2 separate regions of the Homo sapiens genome follow, and region 1 is linked to region 2. Evidence: chromatin loops called from intact Hi-C (ENCODE). Cell type or tissue: heart left ventricle. All regions are shown on one strand. Links, peaks and the distances in the headings refer to the core of each region. The heading gives the core; the rest is flanking DNA. Region 1 overlaps RCAN1 (regulator of calcineurin 1). Region 2 overlaps RCAN1 (regulator of calcineurin 1).

Region 1 (12,635 bases), core at 1,603-9,602, 50 kb after region 2:
ATAATTTCAGGAGTGGGAGACAACATTTCACAGATGCCCAGGGAGTCACCCATAGGAATGTGATGTGCCCATACATGGGCCAGATGAAAAAATAAGTACACACACACACACACACACAATTACCATGTGGGAGTGAGGGCCATGCCCTCTCCATGTATAATTCGGTGTAAATTGTTAGGCATAGAACAGCTTGAGCCCCAGAGCTGGGTAAACTTCTCTGCCTGTACGCCTGGCACCTCACACCATGGCTGGCCCTAGCAGGTGACTAATCTGTTTTTGATGAATTACCAAATTAAGCCACAAATTGAAATGCCCTGGGGGCTGGTCAGCCAGCAGCCATCATTGGTGGAGGGGCGAGTAGACCACAGACAGTGATGAGGCCTGGGGTATTTGAAGAGCATGGGTTCCCCAACAAGGGGCATCTGCTCGGCCACAGTGAAATGGAGCTCTGGGCCCAGGGTGGCCACATCTCCCCGGGCCACCACCACCAAAAAGAAGTCAGAAGTTCTATTTCTGTGTGACACCTCCCAATTTTTCAATATTAACAACTAATTTTCCGTCAATGTTAATGGGCTACAGTTCACCAGGAGAAAACTAACTGGGCCATTCTAGGCCTGATGGAAAGGGAACAGCTCTTAGGAATCAGATACTCGGTGCAAAGATGTGTGCCCACATTTTAGTCACTTGACGGGAACACCTAGATTTTCCTGATGAACCAGGTTGGCACAGTTGTTCTCTCTTTGGGTGGACAGAGATAATATCCAAGTTGTGGTGGGGTCTTGCTTGTTCTTTGTATGTAGTTTATTGTTCCTTCAGTATGTTTTGAATCATTGGTGACCTTCATGAAGATGACAGGACATGCTTCCTCGTGTGACTTGTTATCAGGCTTTTAAGTCATCAGCAAAGAATGCAGGCCAAATGCAGAAAGAAAGCGTTTGCAGTGCCCTGTTGGGACTTCTCAACTGCAGACATGGAAACAGGGTGTGTGTATGGTAATGGAAATAGCAGGTAAGAGCACATAACTCACTTTTCTCCCAGCACTTGGTGAAAAAGAAAAAACAAACCAACAACAGAAAACCATTTCTGACCTGCCTCTTGAGTTTTGAAACTGGGTGTGGATACAAACGATCTTTAGCGAAGCCATTCAGAACTGGGTTTTCTGTCTTTATTGAAGAGTTGCAGATTTTGATCTTGCTCATTTTTTTCCCCTTCCCTCCATGACCCTCTCACCTTTACTCCTCCGCTGACATTCAGCCAGCTATTCACCAGGTGCCGGCGTGGTGTGTGCCTGGACCCCTCACTGCGCCAGCCTCCCTGGGAGAATCATCTCCTCTAAGGAGAGTATGGAATGCTGCAGCGGAAGGAAAAGGTTTTCCAGGCAGCATTAACCCTGGAAAGTAGAATTCCTACTTTGCGTGTGAAGGACTGACTTGTTGAGAATGAACCAGCCGTGGGGTTGTGAAAGCTGCTTAGCGCAGGGATGAGGGCTAACCAGACACTGGTGTTCCCTGGGCCTGAGTGACCACAGCCAGCCCACTCCTGGGTGATTGTTCTTCCCCAGGTTTTTGCTGCTGCAGTGCTGTGCCCCTGGCTGAGAATGGCATCAAAGCAGAAATTAAAGTCAGTAATTAAAGCAAGGTGGCTCTGGAAAGAGAGAACAAATAAAGGGTAATTAATTAGGGTGGCTTTGGCCCCAGTAATCTCCAAATAAATGTTGCCTCCCCTAATCCTCATCTGCTGGTCTCCAAGTCATTAAGTAGAGTTTTGATTTGCCTGTGGCTATTTTTTCATCTTAAACATTGCAAGCAGTGCGTTTCCAAGAAGTTACAGTGGGGTGGTTAACCTTTACATATTAAGGAAAGATTGAGGCAATACGGAATAAGAGTTAATGGAATTCTGAGCGCACATGGAATTTAACAAACAAGATGAAATCTAGTATGAACTGTGACCTCAGTCTTAAGATGTACATTTGTACACACTCTTCCTCCCTGTTTTTCCCAATTATTTTATTTTTCTCTTTTCTTTTTTATTCTTTTTTTTTTCTTTATACTTGGATTTTTTTTTTGTTTCTACTGTGTTAACAGATCATGATCACCATTCTGCTAAAAAAAAAGTCTTTAGCATTTTCACCTTTAACAACATGAATATAGAGCAGGCATAATTGCAGCCATCATTTTGGTCACTGGCATAAATCAGCCACTCAGATTTTTTATCTAAGGAATAAAAGTTCTGTGTTATCCCAGAAATACATATTTGTAAACTCTCTTGTAGTAATTCAGGCAAAGTATCAAAAGATACTTCAGCGTTTCTTATTTTTTTTTCAAAGTATCAGAACTGTGCCTGGCTGAAGTTTAATATCAGTTATTGTGTTTTCTTACAGAAAATTAATACTCATTAAACTTCAAAGTGTTTTTTTAAACAATTTCATTATTTCAGATTTAGAATTCTTAGTTGTCATTCTCTGTAGTTGCAGAACCAGCACCTCCCGTATTTTCTCCGGGGCATTCTGGTTAACACCTTCAAAGCCCATCAAAAAAAAAAAAGGTTATGTGTTTTGCTTTATACCACTTCCCTGTGGCCAAGCAAATTTTACCAGTAAGAGAGCAATACTAAGAGAAATACACTCCTGAGCCCATTTCCTGATTGCCCTAAAAGTGAACAAAAATAGAAATTCCTTTAACTATATCAAGAAGAATGTTCTTCTGTTCTCTTTCTTACACTTGCTTATCATGAAAAAGCCTAAAGAAAACTGGGAATTTAATCACACTATTGCTTAAACACATGGTCTCCAAGTGTTTTGGATTATGAACCTCCTTGGTAGAAGATTTTTTAGTACATCTGCCAGTAAAGCATTTTATTTGTAAATTCTATACAAATTCTCCTATATGCTGGATACTTTATGAAACATGCCCTAAAGACAGGTCCTTAAGGTGGACATGCATCCAATTGACTCTGCTCTTCCTCTTGTCATGGGGTTGGTGCTGGAGATCTCTGCAGTGTACCCATAAGAAGAATCCTGGCCCTCAGCAGTGTCCATGTGGTCGGGCCTCCCAGTCTCCATGTGATGGTGCGGGCCAGTGCCTGGCATCCTGCTAGGCCCCCCACAGCAAGGACATAGGAAGCACATCCGGGAATGTGACACCCACAGAGCACACATGTGGCCCTCAAGCACAGTGCTTCCCCTGAGGCCTGTGAGAAATGTCATCACAACCCTACACCACCTCCTGTGACCACAATGAATGGCCTGGCCTTTGCTCAAACCACAGACAAAGGCTGCCCTTCAGTCTGTCACACCAGAAGCCATGGCCTTTTGATGCCCTGGTGAATTCTGGCTCTTGGTTTGCATCAGATGAGCCCCCACTGGTGCAGTTCTCCGAATTTTGGTGTCATTGACTTGCACAAGCTTTTGTCTACATCTCTGGGGAGCTGCAGAATAAGCTGCATTGTCCTCATGAAGCTTTTGTTGTAGTATGAAGATTGCCAAGTCCCAACATGACTATGATGCCAAGCAGACTATGGTGACAGCGGGAGGTGGGAGTCACCAGGTTACAGGTGGGAAAGAACACTTAGTTGGGGGATGGGGGAGCTCCTGGAGGAATTGGACTTAATGATAGGCTTTAAAGGATGAACAAGAGTTCAACAGGCAGGAATGAGACAGGGAGGAGCTGGCTGAGGAGCTTTAGAAAGTGGGTACTGCAGAGGGGGTCCCTGGAGGAGGTATGGACACTGGTTGGAGAAGAAGCTCCCACTGCCCTGCCTACCCCAGCTGTCTCCTCATGGGTACCTTGCTTCCCCCTCGCCCCTTCGCTGTATTCTGAACACAGAAACCAGAGTACTTCTGTAATATGGAAATCATGTCATAACAGACCATGCTAACCTTTGCTCAAACCCCCTTATGGCTCCCACTTCTGTAGAATACAAGCCAGGGTCCTTCCAATGGCTAAAGGTCTCTCTTGTCCTCATTCCCAACCACTTTCTCCATGACCCTCCTCCGCAGCCACCCTGAGCCTCCTTGCTGGGCTTGCAGCATGCCAGATTCTCCTGCCTCAGGGCCTCCACACCTGCTGTTCCCTGGGCCAGAATGCTGTTCCCCAGCATCCAACGGTTCACTCCCCTACCTGCTTCAGGTCCTCATGCACTCGCATGTCCCCTTCTCAAGGATGCCTTCCCTGGCCGGGCTTGCTTTCACCACTTTTCCAGCTTTTCTGCCCCTCCGCGCTGCTCTGTTGCCCACACTCAAGGCTGTCTAAACATACTGTGGATTGTACCCATCTATCTTGTTTTGTGTCTTTTTTCCCCATCTGGAATGTAAGCTCCAAGAGGGCGGGGAGTTTTGTCTGTTTTGTTCATATTTGAATTCCTAGTACCTAGAACAGTGTTTAGACAAATGAATGAATAAATGGAGGGATGCGTGAATGAATGTGAACCAGAAGGCTTAGGTTCAACTTCAGGAGCAAAGGGAAGTCATTGAAGGTTTGTTTTGTTTAAATATAGCATGTTACCTTTTATTTACTTAAAGTGGGGGAAATAAAATCATAATTGCTTTTATTTGATTAAAAAAACCCCAAAATAATAAAAATGGTTTAAAAAAATGAGGTTACACCTAACAGGCAGAGTGAGAATGGAGTGGACAGGGACAGAGGTAGGAAAAGCTTTCTCAGTGTATCCTATTTAAGTATATTTTGGGCCTGGCGCGGTGGCTCACGCCTGTAATCCCAGCACTTTGGGAGGCCAACGCAGGCAGATCATGAGGTCAGGAGATCAAGACCATCCTGGCTAACACGGTGAAACCCCATCTCTACTAAAAATACAAAAAATTAGCCGGGCGTGGTGGCGGGCACCTGTAGTCCCAGCTACTCGGGAGGCTGAGGCAGGAGAATGGCGTGAACCCGGGAGGCGGAGCTTGCAGTGAGCCGAGATAGTGCCACTGCACTCCAGCCTGGGCGACAGAGCAAGACTCCGTCTCAAAAAAAAAAAAAAAGTTTATTTTGTTTTTTATCATATGACTGTATTATCAAATTTTAAAAATATTTGTTTAAATGAGACTGATAAGGTGGGCAGTGGGGGGTTGGAATTTGCAATGTTCGAAAGTAAGATCCAGGAAAACTATCCAAAGTTCTACTCATCTTAGTGGCAGGGTTTACACTTCATTTATCTATTCTTTTCTAGAGTATCTACAATCATATCTATCATGTAAAAGGCTATTCAGTATTTGCTGATCAAATGAATGGATATGTGAATGAGATGACATCTGTCGTCAAATGTATGAATGACTCTTGTGTCAAAGAGGAACTAGTTTTTAGTTCTATGTGATCAAAGTAGAAGCAGTGGATGACAGTGACAGGAAGAAAGACATCAGTTTGTTTCTTTAGCTGGCATTTTTGAGAGACTATTTTGTACCAGCACCAGGACTATCAAGTGGAATAAGATGTGGCTCAAGCCGTCAGGAGGTTCACCGTTTAGAACCAGGGTGTCATCACATAGGTGGTCACCTACTGAAGTGAGCACGGTGCTGGAGACAGACGTAGGAAGTTTGGAGAGTGCTTAACAAACCTTGGACAAGGGTATGAGTGGGTTTGGGGTGACAAACATTTTTTGCTTGGCCAAATTTGGGTCAGGTTTCTGAACCTTTTCCTAGGCTCACCTGTGCACTTCCTTATAAAACCCAGTTTTAGCAAAGAACCCCGCAAAGTCAGTTTAACAGGAACCCCCCCACCCTTAATATCTGATTGGGTTCTTCATCTTCTACCATCCGTCAGGTGATGTCTGATCACCCGGGCCTGTCTTCAGCAAGAATCCTATTAGGTCAGCTTAGCCAGAGTCCTCTTTACCCCGATGCCTCCTCTTAGTAATTTTCCACCACTGACCCTGACACTGCTTCTTGGCCATGCTGTATTCGGAGTTGAGCTCAATCTACCCCCGCCCCCAGCCCCCACTGCAAGACCTGGTTGTGGTGGTCTCTATACCCATCGTGGTGGTCCTGAATAAAGTCTGCCTTGTCGGGCTTCAGCAGGCATCATTGAATAATATTTTTTTAACACGGGGGGTCATTGTTGGCTTCCTGGAGAACGACATGCCTGCACTCAATCTTAAGGAAGGAAAGGAAAGGGGAGAAAGGAGGAATAATCCAGGGAGAGGGAGAGCACGAGCAGAGACTTGGGGAAGAGAAGAGGGGAGTGTGTTTTGAGGCATATAAGCCATTTGTCTTGGAGGAACATAAAAGTGAGAGCAGCACTGGCAGGATATGTGACAAGAAAGACACAAGACGACCTTGAACAGTCTGCCTGGGCTACAGCAGGAACAGTGCTTATCACTGAAGCTTATACAGCGGGAGAGGAACGTGACCGAGCTTGGTCAGCATCAGGGATTTTTATGTGTCAGACTTGCACATTATGTTGGAGTGGTAAGACACAGGCCAAGCGAGGCCAGTTGGGAAGATATTACAGTTGCTGAGGGCTGCCTACCTGCAGCACTATGCACGGTGAAGGATGGGATAGAGAACCTACAGGACTTTCTGTGGACCTGCAGGGCACATAGGAGGACATCCAAGGTGCCCTGGACCACCCAGAGAGATGGGGAAATGAGCTACAGTACCACAGGGCATTGGCCCAAGGCGGGCATAGTTCCTTGGAACAAGCGTGGAATCTGCAATGAAAAGCCCAGAGTGAGTTCCGGCTCTCCTAAACATAGTGTGTGCCACTCTGAACCTCAATATCTTTATCGATGAAATCGGAAATAGAAAGGCAACTGATGTGCTTTAGCCGCCACCTGTGTTTCAGGCATTGTGCTAGGCACTTTGCCACCATCACTAGATGAATCCTCTCCACAACTCTGAATTTGATATTAATCCCTCTTAAAAGTTGAGAATAAGAACCTTCTCCTTAGTTAATAATGCCTTTTAGACCACAAAGTGGTAAAGATGAGGAAGAGAGCAAACCCTTGTGGGGTTGTTTTTTGTTTTGTTTTGTTTTTGTGTAGTAACTTAGGCTGGGGAACAATGCTCCACATTCTATAGGGAATGGTTACACATGTGAAGTAACAGTAAAACTACTTTACCACTTTGGGAGGCCGAGGCGGGTGGATCACGAGGTCAGGAGTTTGAGACCAGCCTGACCAACATGGTGAAACCCCATCTCTACTAAAAATACAAAAATTAGCTGGGCGTGGTGGCAGGCGCCTGTAATCCCAACTACTTGGGAGGCTGAGGCAGGAGAATCGCTTGAACCCAGGAGGCAGAGGTTGCAGTGAGCCAAGATCACGCCATTGCACTCCGGCCTGGGCGACAAGAGCAAAACTGTCTCAAAAAAAAAAAAAAAAAAAAAAAAAAACTATTTCACTATCTTAGAAGCAAAAAACTGAAATAAAATGTAACTGTCATCATTTTCATTCACAAGAGAGCCTTTGCAAGTTGCCTCATTTTTTGCTCAGTGTTGGAAGTCAAAACTCAGTTTCTGTCTTTGGTCAGTTCATGTTGCAGACAGCTTCACAGGGGGCACATTCTTGGTGCAGTTGTCAACTCCTTAGAGTTCATAATGGATGTGCTGAAGTCATCCTAATGATGCTTTCAGAATGCTGTAATGGGAATGATGGAATTCATCATAAACCTTAATTTTTCCTCACTGAAAATGGAAACTTCCTAATGGAAACTGTTTGGAGCCAGAGGAGGCAAATGCAGGTTAAAAAGACTCATTTATGATTTTTATGGTGTGAGTGGAAGAAATGCAAAACTTCTAAAGCTCTCAGTTGACTAAAACATTCATTTACTTTAACTTCTGGGTTCAGTTTTATCATGTTGAGTGCAGGTTTTAGAATGCTTCTCAAGAGCTCTAATGAGACTATATTAGTCCGTTTTCACACTGCTGATAAAGACAAGACATACCCAAGACTGGGAAGAAAAAGAGGTTTAATTGGACTTACAGTTCCACATGGCTGGGGAGGCCTCAGAATCACGGCGGGAGGTGAAAGACACTTCTTACATGGCGGCAGCAAGGGAAAATGATGAGAAAGCAAAAGTGAAAACCCCTGATAAACCCATCAGATCTCGTGAGACTTATTCACTATCACGAGAATAGCACAGGAAAGACTGGCCCCCCATGATTCAATTACCTCCCCCTGGGTCCCTCCCACAATATGTGGGAATTCTGGGAGATACAATTCAAGTTGAGATTTTGGTGGGGACACAGCCCAACCATATCAGAGGTCTTGCTGTGGGTCTTGCTCTGCTTTCTTCAGATCACTGACATCCAACCAGCAAGCAAGAATCAGGAATATACTTGCCTCCAAAACCACAAGGAATATACAAGTAGGAAAGTCAGCTTTTTAAATACTTGCTTTGGATCCGTTTTTATTCTCAGTGGGGAGAATCACTATTTATAAAGTAAATTCATTTGCATAGGACCTTTAGAAATGCAAGTTCACGTATAATAGACATGCAGTCAAAGACAGACTCTCTTAGCAAGAATTGTCAGATAAGCAGATGAGGAGGCATTGATATGAGCATAAGGCAGTCTTACCCTATGGGTACAGGGACAGGTGTCCCAGGAAACCCTGTGCTTTGCCCTGTTGGCCAACCAGAGTGTCCAAGTGCCACTAAGGATTCCTGCTACTCAGCAAGACGCACTTTGGAAACTCAAATCTGCTCCATACCTCTCACATTTTAGCCAAGGAAAACCAAGGTGGCAGATCCTAAGTGCCCTCCCCCTGATCCAGGGCTCTGGTACAATTTGTGAACCAGTGATTTTTTTGCCAGAGAACATGCATTCCAGTCTCCCTACAAAGTGGCAGCCACCATTTTGACCGGCTCTTACTCCTGATCTAAAAATGGAAGTGCTCAAGTTTACTAAATTCAATTCAGATAGATAGAACCGATCAATTCAAAGGCAGATATAGAATTACATGTTTTTGGGCAATCTAGTGAAAGATTTATCATTTCTATGAGCAAAGACAGTTGAATAATCTTCAAATACCTCACCGTTCTTTTTTTTTTTTTCCATCCATATAACGAAATCAAAATTGTATATTCGGGTGAGCCCACACTGTTGTCTCAGATGAACAGAGATGTTTGAGATTTGCCCACAAAATTGAGCTGGAACTTTGTGTCATGATTTTAAAAGAGAAAAGAAGACAGTGAAATCAGCCTCTTGTGTCTAAATTAGCCTCTTCTGTCTCTTCTGATCACCTTTTAATGGAATTTGCCCAGGTGCATGCCAGGAGAAGAGAAAAGGGGGAGACAAAGAGTTGGAGAGGGGGAGGGAACATCAGAGAAGTTCCAAGCCCCTCTGGAGGAGTGGAATGCAGGACTGTGTCTGCTCCCCTCACCTCTGTTTCCCCTTAGCCTCTCCTGCCCACCACCACAATCTTCATGTGCCTGCTGGACAGACAAAGGCTCCCTGTACTGAAAATGCAGGACTGCAAGCATACACATTCCCTCTCGAAGCATCATCCAGGATGACCACTTCCCCTTGGTGTTTGATGCATGTTGCATTGTTCAGTATTCTACACTTTTTTGGAATACATGCGTTTATGTCTTTTCAGGTTGGGAGTTATGGATAATTTGGCAAAGCAAACACCATAACTGGTTTCTTACATAACTCTACAGTTGGCAGCAAGGCACAGTGCGTTGAAATTAAGCAACACTCACTCATCCAAAAGGACTTTGCTTTTCCTTTTTTGGAAGGCTAAATGCCCTGCTTTGTTTCTTCCTCTTGCATGTATTTTAAATTATTGGCTGACTTTAATGATTCTTTGAAGTTAATTTTTAAATGTGAATGGCAGGATTCCATTTAACTTCTGGAAGCTTGAGAGCTGTCCCTGTGTGCCCCTAAATCAGAGAATGCTTAAATAACTTGAGTGCTTTTAGGTGATAATAAAATTGGAGAGAGTGAGAAGAACATAGGACCCAGGCTGCCATAGGGATCTAAACTGGTAAAATACTTAGAAGGTTCAAGAGTTGCAACCTTTTGAAAGAACTAGAGTCAGTCTTGCATCGCAGAGCACTTCTCCAAACCAGGCATCTTCCCTGCATCTTCCCTTTCAATTATAGTGTACATTCTTTCCATTTCTTCTTCCTTTCCTTTTTTTTTTTTTTTTTACATTTAGTTTATGAGTCTTTAAGCAGGACCTCTTAACCCATTTATGCCTAGTGTTCCATTATTGGAACGCTAAGCATGTGGGAGTTATTTATATCCTATTGCTCAAGGTCATTGCCAAGGTCTGATGGCAAAAATTCAAAAAATTGCAACCTCTGGCATAAATGGGTTAATGCTTCTTTGCTCAGTTTCAAAGGCTAGATTGCTCAGTTTCAAAGGCTAGTGTTTTTGTATCCTTTGCCTGAATTCAGTAGTGCTTTGAAAATGATCGAAGTGTTTCATATCCCCAGTTCTCAAATTATAATAATGAAGTTTTCAAATGAAAATCCTAGGATTGTTTTAGGTTCTGTTTGCTCCATTCCACTGTGGGATACAAGTAGAAATTGGGACATTCATCCAATAAAATGTCACTGGGGAAAAAAATTTTAACTACACTTCAAAATGATTCCTCTTTTTGTCCTTTAAAATTTTTATTGACCAAGACAGATTTCAAAATGTTTTCTCTAATACCCCAAAGTGAAACTTTGATTGAGGTTTTCAGGAAATTCCAGGGATCAAGTATGTCACCCGGACTTTGGTTTCCAGGTTTCCCAAAGCCTTGAAATTTCCCTACAGTCTAATTGCTGTTTATTGCCACAGACCTTCATCCTTTTTCTTTTGTAACATTTTCCATCTTAAGAAGGGTCGTCCCATTCGGCCGAGGAGCGTGTTGTCTGAGTAGCTGAATGGAATTACTACCAGTGGAAACTATGCTGCAAGAGAGGTTGATAAAGCAGCTGTGAAGCAAACCTCAGCTGTTTTTTCCATTCTCCCCAAGCAAAGTTAATTAGCATAGGGAAAATGACTAAGGTGTTGACGTCACCTCTTTCCAGTAGAAACTTACACTTTGTCCCTGTCTGCCTGCAAGCATGCAGGACTTGACTCAGGAATTTGCTGTCCAAACAGGATGCTGTGGAAGCTGCACTTTTTTTTTCCCCAGGGAGTGGGGGCTGGCCCTTACTGCTTTATAAGCACCAGCTCAAGAAGGAACCTACAGCCTCTTGGAAAGGAATCTCACTAGGGGCTTGACTGCGTGGGTCTGTAGCGCTTTCACTGTAAGAAAGCAAGATGCATTTTAGAAACTTTAACTACAGTTTTAGCTCCCTGATTGCCTGTGTGGCAAACAGTGATATCTTCAGCGAAAGTGAAACCAGGGTAAGGCTTCTAATATAACGTGATTTTCTTTAGTTTTCAAAGCATTATGCTAACTGGGACTATTAACTGAATACTTGGGAGAATGTGGCTCTCTTGTGGGTTTGGGGGTTTTGAAAGAAATCCAAAGTCTTTCGAGCCTTGAAAATCAAAAGCTGTTGCCTGAGGAATTAACTGAGGAAGGAATTTCTAAAGATCTCAATATTTGACAACATCCAGGCCCCTGAACCAACTCACTAGGAAGGCGAGAGTTGGGGCATCGTGTGTTTTTCATTCTGTGTATGTTGTAAGTGAACTTTTCAGAAAGAGGCCTCTTCTGACAGTGAATAGTGTTTTACTTTTGTAGCCAGCGTTGTGAATAATTTCATTTCGTCTTAGGAAATAAATGTTATAAAGATATTTGTATGTTTGTAGTAATTATGAGGGCCTGGCCTCAAGCTCCCAGATTTCTCTAACAAGAGAAAATGCCGCCAGAGCAAATAATAAAACTGGAGAAATTAAGTGTGAGATCAGTGTGCCTCCTGGGCAGCAGCTCTCTTTGATGGTGATTAATATAATCATTTTAATCACTACACTTTTCTTCTTCATTTGATTAAAATGTAAGTTTTTTCATCAGCAGCTATCCGGCTAATTGAGCTTTAATAATACTGTATAGGAATGAATCCTGTATGCTCTATTTGAGGGGTGGTATTTGTGCCTGGTGGTGTTATATGCTTTATATCCAAAGCCATATTGGGACATGCGAAGGTTTCTTTTTTTAAAAAAAATCAAATGTAACTCCATAATTGTATATAATGCTTATGGGCTCGCACCATAGTGTTTGGACTAGATTGCAGAGCACATTCTATGTTTTTAAAGTACTACAAAGTGAGTTCACTTAACATGAGCCTTATGTGAGTAAAATCACTATTTTTTAAATGAAGTAGAGATGCCATCCAAAAGCTATAATAACTAGGTATCAGTTATTAGAACAAATAAGATTCTTTTATAAGAGAAAGGCATCATAGTAATCTAGATTTTAAAGATAATGTGAATTCTCTTTTGTTCTGGTCCTAAGCCCTGAACCTGTATTCTAAAAATATTCTTCAAAGTCATCTCTCCCAAATTCTGAATCATAACTTCAAAACTAAACAGTGGGTCACAGTGCCTATTGATGAGGTCATACAAAATTCCAAATGTACGAAGACACACTTTTGCCAGAAACTTGCCCGTGCTCAAGAGAGGTGGGGAAAAAGAGTGAGAGGCGGCCAGATGAACTCTACCGTCCGCCAGCTCCGCGTTCCTTCGCACGTGCCTCTGCGGGATCCCTCGTGGGAAAGTCTCAGAAATGTCCCTAAACTGAAGAAAAGCCGGGGA
Region 2 (12,635 bases), core at 1,811-9,810:
AGTCCAAAATCTCCAGGGTGGGTTGACAGGCTGGAGACCCAGGAATGAACTGATGTTACAGTTCAAGTGTAAAGGATTTCTGCTGCAGATTCCTTCTTTCTTGGGGTAGGCTAGTCTTTTTGTTCCGTTAAGGCCTTTAACTGATTGGATGAGCTCCCTGCCAATATACTTTACTCAGAGTTCACTAATCTAAATGTTAATCGCATCTCAAAACACCTGCACAGAAACATCCAGAATAATGTTTGTCCATATATCTGGTATCTGGGCACCATGGCCCAGCCAAGTTCACACATAAAATTAACCATTATACATGTCATAGTAGTTCACTTTTATTGTTGTTTCTATTCTGTGGTGTGAATATATCACATTTCCATTTGACTTTTCCAGTTGGGAGTATTATGATAATGCTGCAGTAACAATCTCCTACATGTATTTTAACATATATATATTCACTTTTCCTTGGTTATAGTACAGTATTCTTTTTTATGACTCTGGCTTTGTTTTACTATTATTTTCATTTTGTAATTTTATGTTTATGTTCATGAAAGATATAGGCTGATCACTTTTCTTTTTTATAATATTTTTCTCAGGTTTCAGGATCAAGGTTATGCTAAAAGCATAAAATAAGTAGAAAGGGCCCCTCCTTTTGTTTCCTGTATTGAAGAGTTGATGTAGGATTCATATTATTTCTTAAGTGTTTGGGAGATTTCACTGATAAAGATATCTGGGTGTAGAGTTTTCTTTTGAGAATGTTTTTAATTAAATATTCAGTTTTATAAATAGATATAGAACCAATTGATTTTCTCTTCTGTCATTTTTGTAAGTTGTATTTTTCTAGGAAGTAGTCCATTTTACTTAAAATCTTAAATATATTGGCATAATATTTATATAGGCTTTCTAATATCTGTAGGACCTGTAGTTATGTTTCCTTTTTCAATCCTGGTAGTGACAATTTGTGCTCTTTTCTTCATCAGTCCTGTCAGAGGTTTATTAAATGTATTAATATTTTGAAAAGTCAACATTTGACTTAATTTCTGTTTTTTTGTTTTCTGTTTCAGTGTTTTCCACTTTTTTTCTTCTACTTTTTTTTTTATTTTTTTAAACGGAGTTTCACTCTTGTTGCTCAGGCTGGAGTGCAATGGTGCGATCTCAACTCACTGCAACCTCTGTCTCCTGGGTTCAAGCAATTCTCCTGCCTCAGCCTCCCAAGTAGCTTGGAATACAGGAGCCTGCCACCATGCCTGGCTAATTTTTTGTATTTTTAGTAGAGACAGGGTTTCGCCATGTTGGCCAGGCTGGTCATGAACTCCTGATCTTAAGTGATCCACCCATCTCGGCCTCCCAAAGTGCTGGGGTTACAGGTGTGAGCCACTGCGCCTGTCCTTTTCTCCTTCTACTTTCTTTAATCTCTTGTTCTGTTTTCTTGCTTTTTAAGATCAATATGTAAATCATTAATTTTTAGTCTTCTTATCCCATATATTCACATAAGACTAGAAATTTACCTCTAAGTATGGCTTTTGCTGCATCTTACAAGTTTTGATATGTCATATCCTTATTATTTTCCAATTCAGGATATTTTCTGATTTCCAGTATAATTTCTTCATTGATCTGTAGATTGTTTAGAAATGTATCACTTTGTTCATAAACATTTGGGGTTTTTTTTTTAATGTTATTGATTCCTAGAGTAATTCCATTATGTGATCAGAAAACACTCTCAGTCCTTTGACATTTTTTCAGACTTGCTTTGTAGCTCAACAGTAAGTCGGTTTTGATAAGTGTTTCATGTGCACTTGAAAAAATATGCCTTCTTAACAACAACATATATAGATGCAGTCATGTAACAACAACGTATATAGACAGTTGGGTTAAGTTTGTTATTCGTATTGTTTATGTCATCTATGGCCTTACTGAATTTCGTCTATTCTTATCAGTGGCTGAGAGAAGTGTGTTAAAATTTCCCACCATGATTTGGATTTGCTGATTTCTCCTTTTTGTCCTGCTAGCTTTTCCTTCATATAGATTTGAGGCTATATTATTGGATATATACAGATTTAGGATTGTTGTATCAGCCTGGCAAATTGACCCTTTTTTATTATTAAATGTCCATCTTTTTTGCTAGTAATGCTTCTTGTCTTAAAGTCTATTTTGCATGATGTGCCAGCTCTTGTTTGGTTAGTATTTTTATAGCACATTTTTCCATCCTTCTATTTCCTGTCATCTTACTGTTTGTTTTCTGTTTGTTCTACTTGTTCTATATTCCTTTTCTTTCTTATCTTCCTTTGAATTATGTTTTTTTTTTTTTTTTTTTTTTGAGATGGAGTCTCGCTCTGTCACCCAGGCTGGAGTGCAGTGGCACAATCTCGGCTCACTGCAAGCTCCGCCTCCTGGGTTCACACCATTCTCCTGCCTCAGCCTCCCGAGTAGCTGGGACTACAGGTGCCCGCCACCATGCCCGGCTAATTTTTTGTGTTTTTAGTGGAGACGGGATTTCACCGTGTTAGCCAGGATGGTCTTGATCTCCTGACCTTGTGATCCGCCCACCTCGGCCTCCGAAAGTGCTGGGATTACAGGTGTGAGCCACTGCGCCTGGCCTGAATTATGTATTTTTAAAAATTGTTTCATTTTCCCCCTCTACTAACTTGCCTGTTAGACATTACTGTTCTTTTAGTGGTTATTCTAGATATTACAAAATGCATCCTTGACTTATTTTATTAAGGTCTAATATGAATTTAAAATTAAAGCTGATATCTTAGCATGTGCTGCTTCTGTAGCTAATGACATTAGCATTATTCTAAGAATGCTTATAAATGTGTTTCTTTTTTGTATAACAAAATGGCCCTTAAAGGCCTCTTAGAGCTGTTAATGTTATAAATAATCACCAAAGTAAGTGATTATTACCTTAAATACATTAAAAGAGTGAAGTTGAAATCTTAATCTTTAGAAATTATTCAACTTTTTTGAAATTCTGTTACTAATTCTCCTAAAAAAATTTTGTTTTAAACAAGAATGATTTATAAATTATTTTTCATAATAAACTACACTGTTTGTGGAAACTGAACATTGCCCTTGGAGCAGGCAGAAGTAATATCCATTAAATGCATAGCAAAACATGACCCTCAGATAATTTTTGTTTTCAGTTTCTAATGCCACAGATTTACATGAAGCGATTAAGGACGGGTGGTTAGTGTATATTTAATTTTGTTATTTGGATTCAGGATGCTCTTATGAATCCTCTGGTGAAAGTCAGAAAGCAGAATTATGGGTACAGGTTGATTTTCAAAAAGACTTTGTCACCAGGCAAGCAGGTACACGCTTCTGCAATGGTTTGAGGAAGGTATTATCTTTTCAGTTTTTACCTCCTTTGGACTGACGTCCTCTGTGTCCTTTGTAGTTTTCCCCCTGGCTGTCCCTAATTACACCATCTCATCTAGCAATTTGATGAAAACCTCAATAGGTGTTACTATCAACAGGATTATATTTCACAGTGGAATGTAATTTTCCACTGCAGTCAGTGATGGAAGAAGAGTGGTCAGTAAGAGAAAACCTTTTTTGCAAGAGGGATGTATTTGAGGATTTATTCACAAGAACGAACTATCATTATGAAGTTTTATTTTTGCAAGGTACAATTTTTTTTTTAACCATGGTGACATCTGTTTTCTTAGATGTGGTAGAAACATTCAAAAAGAGAAATACTCTGGTGTTGGAAGGCTTATTTTTCATCATCATTTTGCTTTGAAGTTGTTTGGTGAATGCATTCTGAATGAGACAGTTTGGCTATTTCTAGCACAATTGAGTTTCTGATTTCCCTTTGGATTCTTAATATCTTTTGAGGGCCAGGGAGGGATATTAATAGAGATTACTTGAAATAAGCTGTGAGATTTTTCTGCGTCTAGAATACAGGCAACAAATTGTTGCACGATGACAGCAGCAGGCTGTGATTGTTCCAGGCTGTCCTTGGCCAGTCCTATCTTCAGGAATCCAAGTAGGAGCAGGAACAACCATTCCCTTATTCCATTCAGGAGGAGGCTCAAAGAAAAGTTGTTCCAAGTTAATTGGGAGTAAACAGAAACTCATAGTTAGACTTTATGATTATAATCAATAACAAATATGTGTGTATGTGTGTGTAATAATAAATTGTGTGTGTGTGTATGTGTGTGTGTGTGATATAGGAGGGTGTAGTTTTTTCAGTGGTCAGCCTTCAGGTCTCTGCAGTGGCTGATATGGTCATGGGGTCTCTAACTTGTGGTTAACTTTGTCAACTCATAGCAATTCAAAGCAAAATTGAGGCTATCTCTATCAGTGTGCTAGGGCAGCTCTAACATAATACCACAGATTGGGGGCTTAAACGACAGACCTTTTTTCTCTCACAGTTCTGGAGGCTGGAAGTCCGAGATCATGGTGCCGGCAGCTTTGGCTCCTCCTGAGGCCTCTCTCCTTGGCTTGTAGACGGCTGCCTTCTCCCTGTGTCCTCACATGGTCTTCCCTCTGTGCACGCACATGCCTAGTGTCCCTTTATGTGTCCACATTCTCTCCTCTTACAAAGACACCGATCAGATTAGATTGGGGCCCCACCCTCATGACCTCATTTTAACTTAATTGCCTCTTTAAAGGCCCTATCTCCAGCTGAGGTGGGTGGATCACCTGAGGCCAGGCGTTTGAGACCAGCCTGACCAACATGGTGAAACCCTGTCTCTACTAAAAATACAAAATTAGCCAGGCATGGTGGCACCTAACTGTAATCCCAGCTACTTGGGAGGCTGAGGAAGGAGAATCGCTGAACCCAGGAGGCAGAGGTTGCAGTGAGCTGAGATTGCACCACTGCACTCTAGCCTGGGCGACAAGAGTGAAACTGTCTCAAAAAAAAAAAAAAAAAAAGGCCCTATCGCCAACTGTGTAGTCCAGTTCTACGGTACTGATGGTTAGGGCTTCAACACATAAACTTGTGGGGAGTGAAGGACATGAACATAGTTCAGTCCATAATGCTGTTAGAGCCAGCTGAGCTCTCTCAGTTATATTCAGAGTGTCTGCAGGAATTTATTAGCCAACACTGTTGTTCCTAAAACAACCAGCAAGAGGCTCTCTCTCTCTCTCTGACACTCTTTAGAATGGCATCAGCCTCCATCTCCACACCGCACAGCCAACCCAGCAGCCAGTCCTGGGTGCCTCTTCAGATGATGTTCTGGGCTCCTCTGCTTTTTACCCTCCCTCTCTCACCCCTGTCTAAACCAGTGTCCTCCCCTGCCTGTGTTATCGCGGAAGCCTCCCCATTCTTGCTTCCCTCTTGTCACTCTGGAGCTCTGCCTCTCAATGGAGCAGCCAGTGGTGTTTTGAAAACATGAATCAAACCTGGCCACTCTCTTGCTCTGAGTCCTCTGAGCACATTTAGCGCGGGCTCCAGATGCTTGCCTGGGCATGTGAGGACGTGGCCCGCTCTGCCCTCTCCAGATTCAGCTCCTCCTCGCGTCTCCAATACCACAGCTGGGCTACTCTGGCCTTGCTGCTACTGCTCCCATGTGCCAAGTGTGGTCCCTTCCTCAAAGCCTGGAATTCCCGGAAGGTTCTTCCCCCAGATACCCACATGGCTTACTCCCTCACTCCTCCCAGGTCGCTGCCCAGATGCTCCTTCCTCAGAAATGTCTTCCCGAGCCCCTAGCTAAGCGAGCGCACCATTCCCCCCACCCCAGACCATCTGTCCTCAAAGTGTCTTCATAGCACTGGTCACTCCCCAACATCAGGGTATATAATTGCCTGTTGTCTGTGTTTGCTAGAACGTCAGCTTCACGAAGGCTTTTGTCTCATTTACCACTAGGTGCCCAGTACCTTAGGAGCTTGGAAGTTCTTAGTACCTAAGAATAGCACTTGCTTCATGAATATGTATTAAATTGATAAATGACATTCTGTGGCTCAAGTGAGTCCGTGGTGTCAAAGGTTATGCTGGGCAGACTGCCTTTGGTAATGAGCATAGACCCCTCTTTAGGTCCAAAGCAACCCCCGGGAGAAACTTGCATCTTCCCCTACCTCGTGCCCAGAATACACCTTGCCTTGGATGATGAGTTGAGAAGCTACCCACAAGGGTAGATGACTCGTCTGGCTTGAAAGAGATCGGCCCTGTTGGCATTTTGATAGCAAATTTAGAGTTGGGAGGTCACTAACAAGGCTAGTCCCCAATTCTGCGACCTAAATGGAGAGGCAGTTGCTTTGCAAGAGTACTGTAGAGCCCGTGGGAGACACGCTTCTCAGCCTGCCTTTTGGTCCACATGTAGGCCAGCCACTTCCTGGGCTGCCTTTTTTTCAAAGATTTTTTTCATGAATAACGGTATTAAAACTTTCATGCAAAGTGCCCTGATAGTGTGTAATATTTTTAGGGCCTGTAGGCAATGGAGGCTTTACATTTTTAGTGATTTTTTTTCCTCATATACACTGGCATTGACCCTGGGAATGATGGCTGTTTTTCTTTTAGGCTTGCTTGACTGCCATAACCAGAGACGTGGAGCAGGGGATTTATTCTGTTTCCTCCTCCTCCTTCTTCTTCCTCTTATTCCTCATCTTTGATTTGAGGGGGCTTTTCAGGTATGAGGGCAGAGGGGCATGAATAATACTTCCTCAGACTGAAAGGGTCTTTGGGGGCAACAGCAATTCATTTTTCAGCTCTCTGAGATACTCATTTTGTTTTGTTTTTGAATACTCCTTAACTTGTAGTCTTCCTTTCTCTACCCAGTCTGAGAACTGCCTAAGCAGAGGCAGTTTGGACCCTACAAACAGCGTCTTGATTTGGCTGGGATGTTGGAATAGGGATTGGACCCTAGAAACAGCATCTTGATTTGGTTGGGACGTTGGAATAGGGATCTTTCCATTCTAAGACCTTAAAAAAAAAAGTTATTAGAGAAGTGAAAACATTTTAGTTATTTAGACTTTCCAGTCTAGAAGGCATTTTCAGTGGTTTTCCCTGTAGAGACTAAGGCATCTCTGAGACAACGGTGGGTCCATCTCCACAAGGACTTAGAACTCCCGACTCGTGACTTCTGGGTGGTTCTCCTAGTGCTTGTCTAAAGAACATTTTTGAGCTTTTGGCCTAAAACTCTCTTCTTCCTTCTCACCCCTCCTTTTCCATAGACCTCCCCTGTGTTGCCTGCCTGCCTGTGCTTTGCCTTGATTTACAGCATCCATGTGCATACGTAGGTGCACGAGACAGCCAGGTGCTAGAAAGTTTGCAAGGCCAGGAGGGATATCACAGGGTCCTGGATTTGGGTCCCTTCTTCGTGCAAGCACCAGCCAGACACTTGACCTCTCTAGGAAGGATTCCTTCATCTATAGAGTGGGGCGGAGATCATGGTGAGCCATGCACAAAGGTGAGGAACTGTAGAGAAAGCATCCGGGAGCCAAGTCAGCCCTTCACAGGTGTCTGTCTGTGCAGGCAGTCACCACACCCATCTCTCCACCCAGCTTCAGCTCCAAGGAGCCTGCCTGGCCTGCTTTTGCAAACACTGTCTCCAGCTGCTTCGGGTTGCAGCATCTCATTCCTGAAACCCGGAGGACGTGACTGGATAATAGCCGGGCAAGTGAGCTGTGGTGATATTTTAACACAGGCCTGATCTGATCATTCCTCACTCATTCAACCCTAGGCAAGCCTGGATTCATACTTTCCATGGCCACCCGTGCCAGCCAGTTTCCATATCAGCCAGGGCCTCAGGAAGGTGGAAGGACACACTGTCATTCTTTCCATTTGCGCTGACCCTGCCTACTATCAGGCCTGAATGCCAGCAGGTTTAGCTAAAGAAAGTTGCAACTGCTGACCAGGCTGTGCAGGCCGGCCTCTGTCTCTAGCATACCCGGGGGTAGATAAGATGGTTCCTGATGCTCTAAAGCTGGGCTTGACTTCCCAGGAAAGTAAATCAAACAGGGCCTCTTCCATTCTCACTGGGAATCCTTGGTTGGGCTCTTTTTTATTTTGAACCATTGAAATATTTGTGCAGACACGGTGGGTCTGAAAGTAATGCACTGTGACACTTTCCCCTCTGTTCTCTGACACCGGGTGTTAGTGGGAGAATCAGACGGATAGTAATTTCCCTGTGGATTCTCAGCAGCCCTAGGAGATAGGTTAGCAGTGGTTATTTCTATTTTACAGAGTGGAAAGGCAATTTTAAAGAAAAAAATATTCTTCTGCTCAAGGTCACAACTGCAAACCAGTGGCCTGGCTCATGGCTCTGGACCTGCCAACCTGTCGCTCTCCTCTTCTGAGGACTGGGTTGTGGCTGGTACTGTGTTTCAGTTTTAGAAAATGTAATTTGAAGGAAATGGGAGACTGGGGTCTATTTTGAGACTCTCGAATAATTCATTTTACTCTATTTTCTATAAAGCCTAAGAGTGATTCATTAGCAAGCATAAGTAATGTCTGAGTGATGCAACTGTACTAGGTTAGGTTTTGGGACCTGGTTGTTGAATTGGTCATGAACATTTGTCACATACATGCATTGAGTCATACATTGCTAGAGATGGAAGGCAGCTTAGTAATCATTTAGTCCAGTGGGTCCCAAATCTAGCTGTTTATCAGAATCACCTATAGAGCTTATTAAAAATTCAGATGCCCTGGTGCTACCCAAGGCCTGGGGTCAAAGATCTGGACCCTTTATCTTTAACATTGCATTTTTGGGGGGTGGGACTCTCGCTGTGTCACCCAGGCTGGAGTGCAGTGGCGCAATCTCAGCTCACTGCAGCCTCTGCCTACCAGGCCCAAGTGATCTTCTCACCCCAGCCTCCAGCCTCCCAAGTAGCTGGGACTACAGGCATGCACCACCGTACCTGGCTAATTTTTTGTATTTTTGGTAGAAACTAGGTTTTGCCATGTTGCCCAGGTTGGTCTCATACTCCTGAGCTCAAGTGATCTGCCCACCTCAGCCTCCCAAGGTGCTAGGATTACAGGCATGAGCCACCGCGCCCGGCCATAACATCGCATTTTTAACAACTCTTCCAAGCAGTTCCTAAACAACTGGCCTAAAAACCTTTGAGGGACCCCACATTTGAGAATCACTGGATGCAAGTCCTTTTTTTTGTTGGCTTGTTTTTGTTTGTCTGTTTGTTGTATGTGTTGTTATTCAGGTGAGGAACCAGGGGCCCAAAGGGTAGATGACCTTGCCTGGAGTCACACAAATCTGTCACTGTTGGAGTCGGGATGGGAAACCCAGCTACGCTCTTCCCAGGCATGGTGTGACCACAGCCCAACCGAGTGGCCAGGAGGACCCACTCTGTTGGGCGCTGTATTTAGAGCAACCGAGACCACTTCTGGTAACACTTGGTAACATGCCCTGCACTCTTGGAAAGGCACTCTTGTCAGGGCGGGTGTCTTAGAGAACCCACAAAGTTCAGGAGATTCTTCCAGAGCCCTTAGCAAAGGGCCATCTGCAAAGCCTCTCTTCCTCCCTGGGCAGGTCCATTCCCCCAGGGCCCAGAGTGGGGCCACCAAGACCAGAGCAGACACCAGGAATTGACCCTGGTCTGGAACTAGTCTGTCTGTTCTGATCTGCCGCCCTGTGACAATCACCTGCCTGGGAACCCTGCTCACAGATGACCAGGCCCAGTGGAGAGATGATAAGAATAGGTAGTTTGTTCTGATGCAGATTCCTAGGGGATCTGGCTGATGCTGGCTGATGGCTGCTTACAGCAGGAGACCTCAAGTTTCTCAATCTAATGTTCTTAGTTCTGCATCAAACAGATGGGTTTATTTTCTGGATCCTGTCTATTCACGGAACTCATTTAATATGGAGGGCGTTATGATGTCCTGCCTCATCTGCTACTCAAGCTATATATTTGCAGGTGAGGGGAGAAGAATCATAAGGTAAGCTCTCAGAGATACGAGGGTCAAGGAGAATATAAGATCTTACATTCCCTAACGCACCTCTTGCTCTTTTGTGTTTTTGCATGTGGCCTTCATGCTGGTTGTCCTCTGGACTGTGTGACCTTGGTGCCCTCAGTTTCCTCATCTTATTGGTCCCTGTACTTCTAATAGTCAGTGGGCTGACAGTCCACACCCCTCTGCAGGGCTCCAGACCTGGCTGTCTGACTTTCCAGCAGGCTGTCCCCTCGGTCATGCCGCAGACTTTTCACACTGTGTCCGAAGCTGAGCCTTGATCTGTTCCTGAACTTGCTGCCCCTCTTTTGTCCTCTCCCATCCACTCCACTGTTTGTGCTAGAAAGTGGGGAGATATTGTTGGCACCTTCCCTCTCACTCCTACATATTAGCCAAAGGTTTTATAGATTTCACACCTAAGCAGTGATGTTTCAGCCTGCTTCCACTCTCCCGTGCTCAGGATAACTGCCTTGGTTCAGTCACTTTCATGTAACACTCCTGCCTGGAGTACGCAGCAGCTCCTACCTGGTATTCTGATTCCTCTCCGGCACTCTTCAGTGGCCCTCTAGTGCTCCCTGAGTGATCTTTTGTTTGTTTGTTTGTTTGTTTTTGAGACAGGGTCTGGCTCTGTCACTCAGGCTGGAATGCAGTGGCATGATCACAGCTCACTGTAGCCTCTACCACCTGGACTCAAGTGATCCTCCCACCTCAGCCTCCCAAGTAGCTGGGACTACAGGCGCACACCACCATGCCTGACCAATTTTTGTATTTTTTTGTAGAGACAGGGTTTCACCATGTTGCCCAGGCTGATCTCAAACTCCTGGGCTCAAAGGATCCACCCACCTCCACCTCTCAAAGTGCTGGGATTATAGGCACGTGCCACCATGACTGGCCCAAGCGATTTTTCTAAAAACCTATGTATGTCATCATCTCACTATCCTGTTTCTAGATACTCTTCAGTACTTATCTGTTGTTCATAAGGTAATGTTCAAAATCCTTACTTTGTGAATAAGGCCTCTCATTTGGACCCTGTTGTGTCTCAGCTCTTGCTTCTCCCTCACTCAGCTCATTAGTGCAGTGGTGCTCAACTACCTGAGGTTCCCAGGACACAGGGCACCGTAGGATGGAAACTGCAGTTGCCTCCGCCTGGGATGCCCCAGACCTCTTCTCCATGGAGCTGACCCCTGCCGGCCTTCTGATGGCCTTTTCTCAGTAGAGGGTGACTCTGTTCCCAACTAATCTCTGATGTTCTGGAATGAAGAAACAATTTTAGTATTGCCAGCTCCTAGCACAGTCATTGCCATGTTATATGTGATCAATACATGTTTGATGAGTGAATGAATGAGTTAGCAGCTCCTTTAGAAACCAAGTCCTATAATTGAACCAAAGACAAAGTATTATCCATTAGCTATCTTTGGATTTTCTTCCACCTGCTTGTTTGTGTTATAATATTGATGTGATTAGCATAGATTTCTTGCTGAGCGGTGATTAGAGTCTCAGTAAACTCCATCCAGTTTAAACTTTGAAACATTCACAGACATTGACCAAAATGTTCAGACTTCTCCAGTGCTAGTACATTGTTTTCAACCTCCTGTGACTTATTTCTTCTAAAGACTACTTGCTGGCTGATTTGCGTTTTATTTTTAATATTCATCATTCTTCCTGTGTGCACACAAGACAATCAAAGACTGATTTAAAGTAAAGGGAAAAATACCATCAAGCCTGGAACGTGTCACAGCCACCCACCCCACACTTGGGTTTGTGTCCGAGTTGGACAGTGTCCCTGGGGCTCTTTTTCTCTTGTCCTGGGTTCCTCTGGAAGCTGTCCAGATCCCTGCCGTTGGAGGGGCCCCAACTCTTATTGCCAGAAAAGAACAGCTCGGGTAGAGGACACAGCCTCCAGAGAGGGGTGGTGCAGGTACGAACCTGCAGAGCTCTGTGACTTGTTTATTGCACTTATCTGACAAAGGTAATGCAAAACCCTGTGCTTTTATTGGGAAATAGAAGGAGGAACTTGTTGGACAATTATGGAATCAGAGAATGATGTCACTGGGTGGTTCCTTAGGGATCATCTAAGGTAAACTACATTGTTGAGCTGTTGGGTATGAATAAAAATTTTCCACAAGCTTTCCTGCATTTCTTCCCCTCCAGTCACCATATTATAGGGCACAGCAGTTTTGGAGAATTCCACAGGACCCTGGCTCACTCAGAGTTAAGGATCCCATGCAGTGTGATGGAAGGAACCCAGACTCTAGTGCTAGACAGACCTAAGTTGGGCCTGTCCAAATTCTTTGAGTTTATTTCCTCATTTGTAAAATAATGCCTACCTCAGGGCTGTCCTGAGGATTAAATGACACCTTTTGGGGTCACTAGTGGTCCCTTAACACACCGCTGTCTCGTCTCTTCTTCTGAGGTTCAGCTACAGGAGCTCATTTTGCACGTGTCGTTGCTGTTAATGGAACTGCGCTTAGGAAGTCCAGTCACCAATCTTCCTATGTTAAATGCCTTTTGAAAAACACTTTCACCTGGCACGGTGGCACACACCTGTAACCCCAGTTGCTTGGGAGGCTGAGGTGGGCAGATTGTTTGAGCCCGGGAGGTTGAGGCTGCAGTGAGCCATGATCGTAACACTGCACTCCAACCTGGGTGACAGAGTGAGAGCTTGTCTCTAAAAATATACATCTAAATGAAATAAAAAACACTTTAACTTTGCATAAGCTTCTTTCTCACCCCTAGTCATCAATTCTCCGGGCTGTAGGTTTGACCTCCTTTCAGTGGGCTCGCCTTGAGA

Evidence for each region. A loop is a pair of places that touch in the nucleus more often than their neighbours do. Peaks named below come from ENCODE experiments on the same cell type or tissue, not always from the same donor. Only the 100,000 strongest peaks of a DNase experiment are listed, where the experiment ranks them.
Region 1: a loop joins it to region 2, with 2.3 times the contacts of the local background. A loop is called at or near these places in 45 of 110 quality-filtered maps.

Annotation. Positions count from the first base shown.
Region 1 is chr21:34,525,310-34,537,944 of GRCh38, reverse strand. The region is part of intron 1 of RCAN1 (regulator of calcineurin 1); the gene reads left to right. Among named protein-coding and RNA genes, the nearest start is that of KCNE1, 19 kb to the right of the region's middle. RefSeq lists an enhancer at 2,985-3,214. In heart left ventricle, for the core only: no CTCF peak of the experiment used is centred there; no DNase peak of the experiment used is centred there; H3K27ac peaks cover 2,345 bases.
Region 2 is chr21:34,575,419-34,588,053 of GRCh38, reverse strand. The region is part of intron 1 of RCAN1 (regulator of calcineurin 1); the gene reads left to right. Among named protein-coding and RNA genes, the nearest start is that of RCAN1, 33 kb to the left of the region's middle. RefSeq lists enhancers at 4,935-5,435, 5,436-5,936. In heart left ventricle, for the core only: a CTCF peak has its summit at 5,067; a DNase peak (open chromatin) is centred at 7,644; H3K27ac peaks cover 6,712 bases.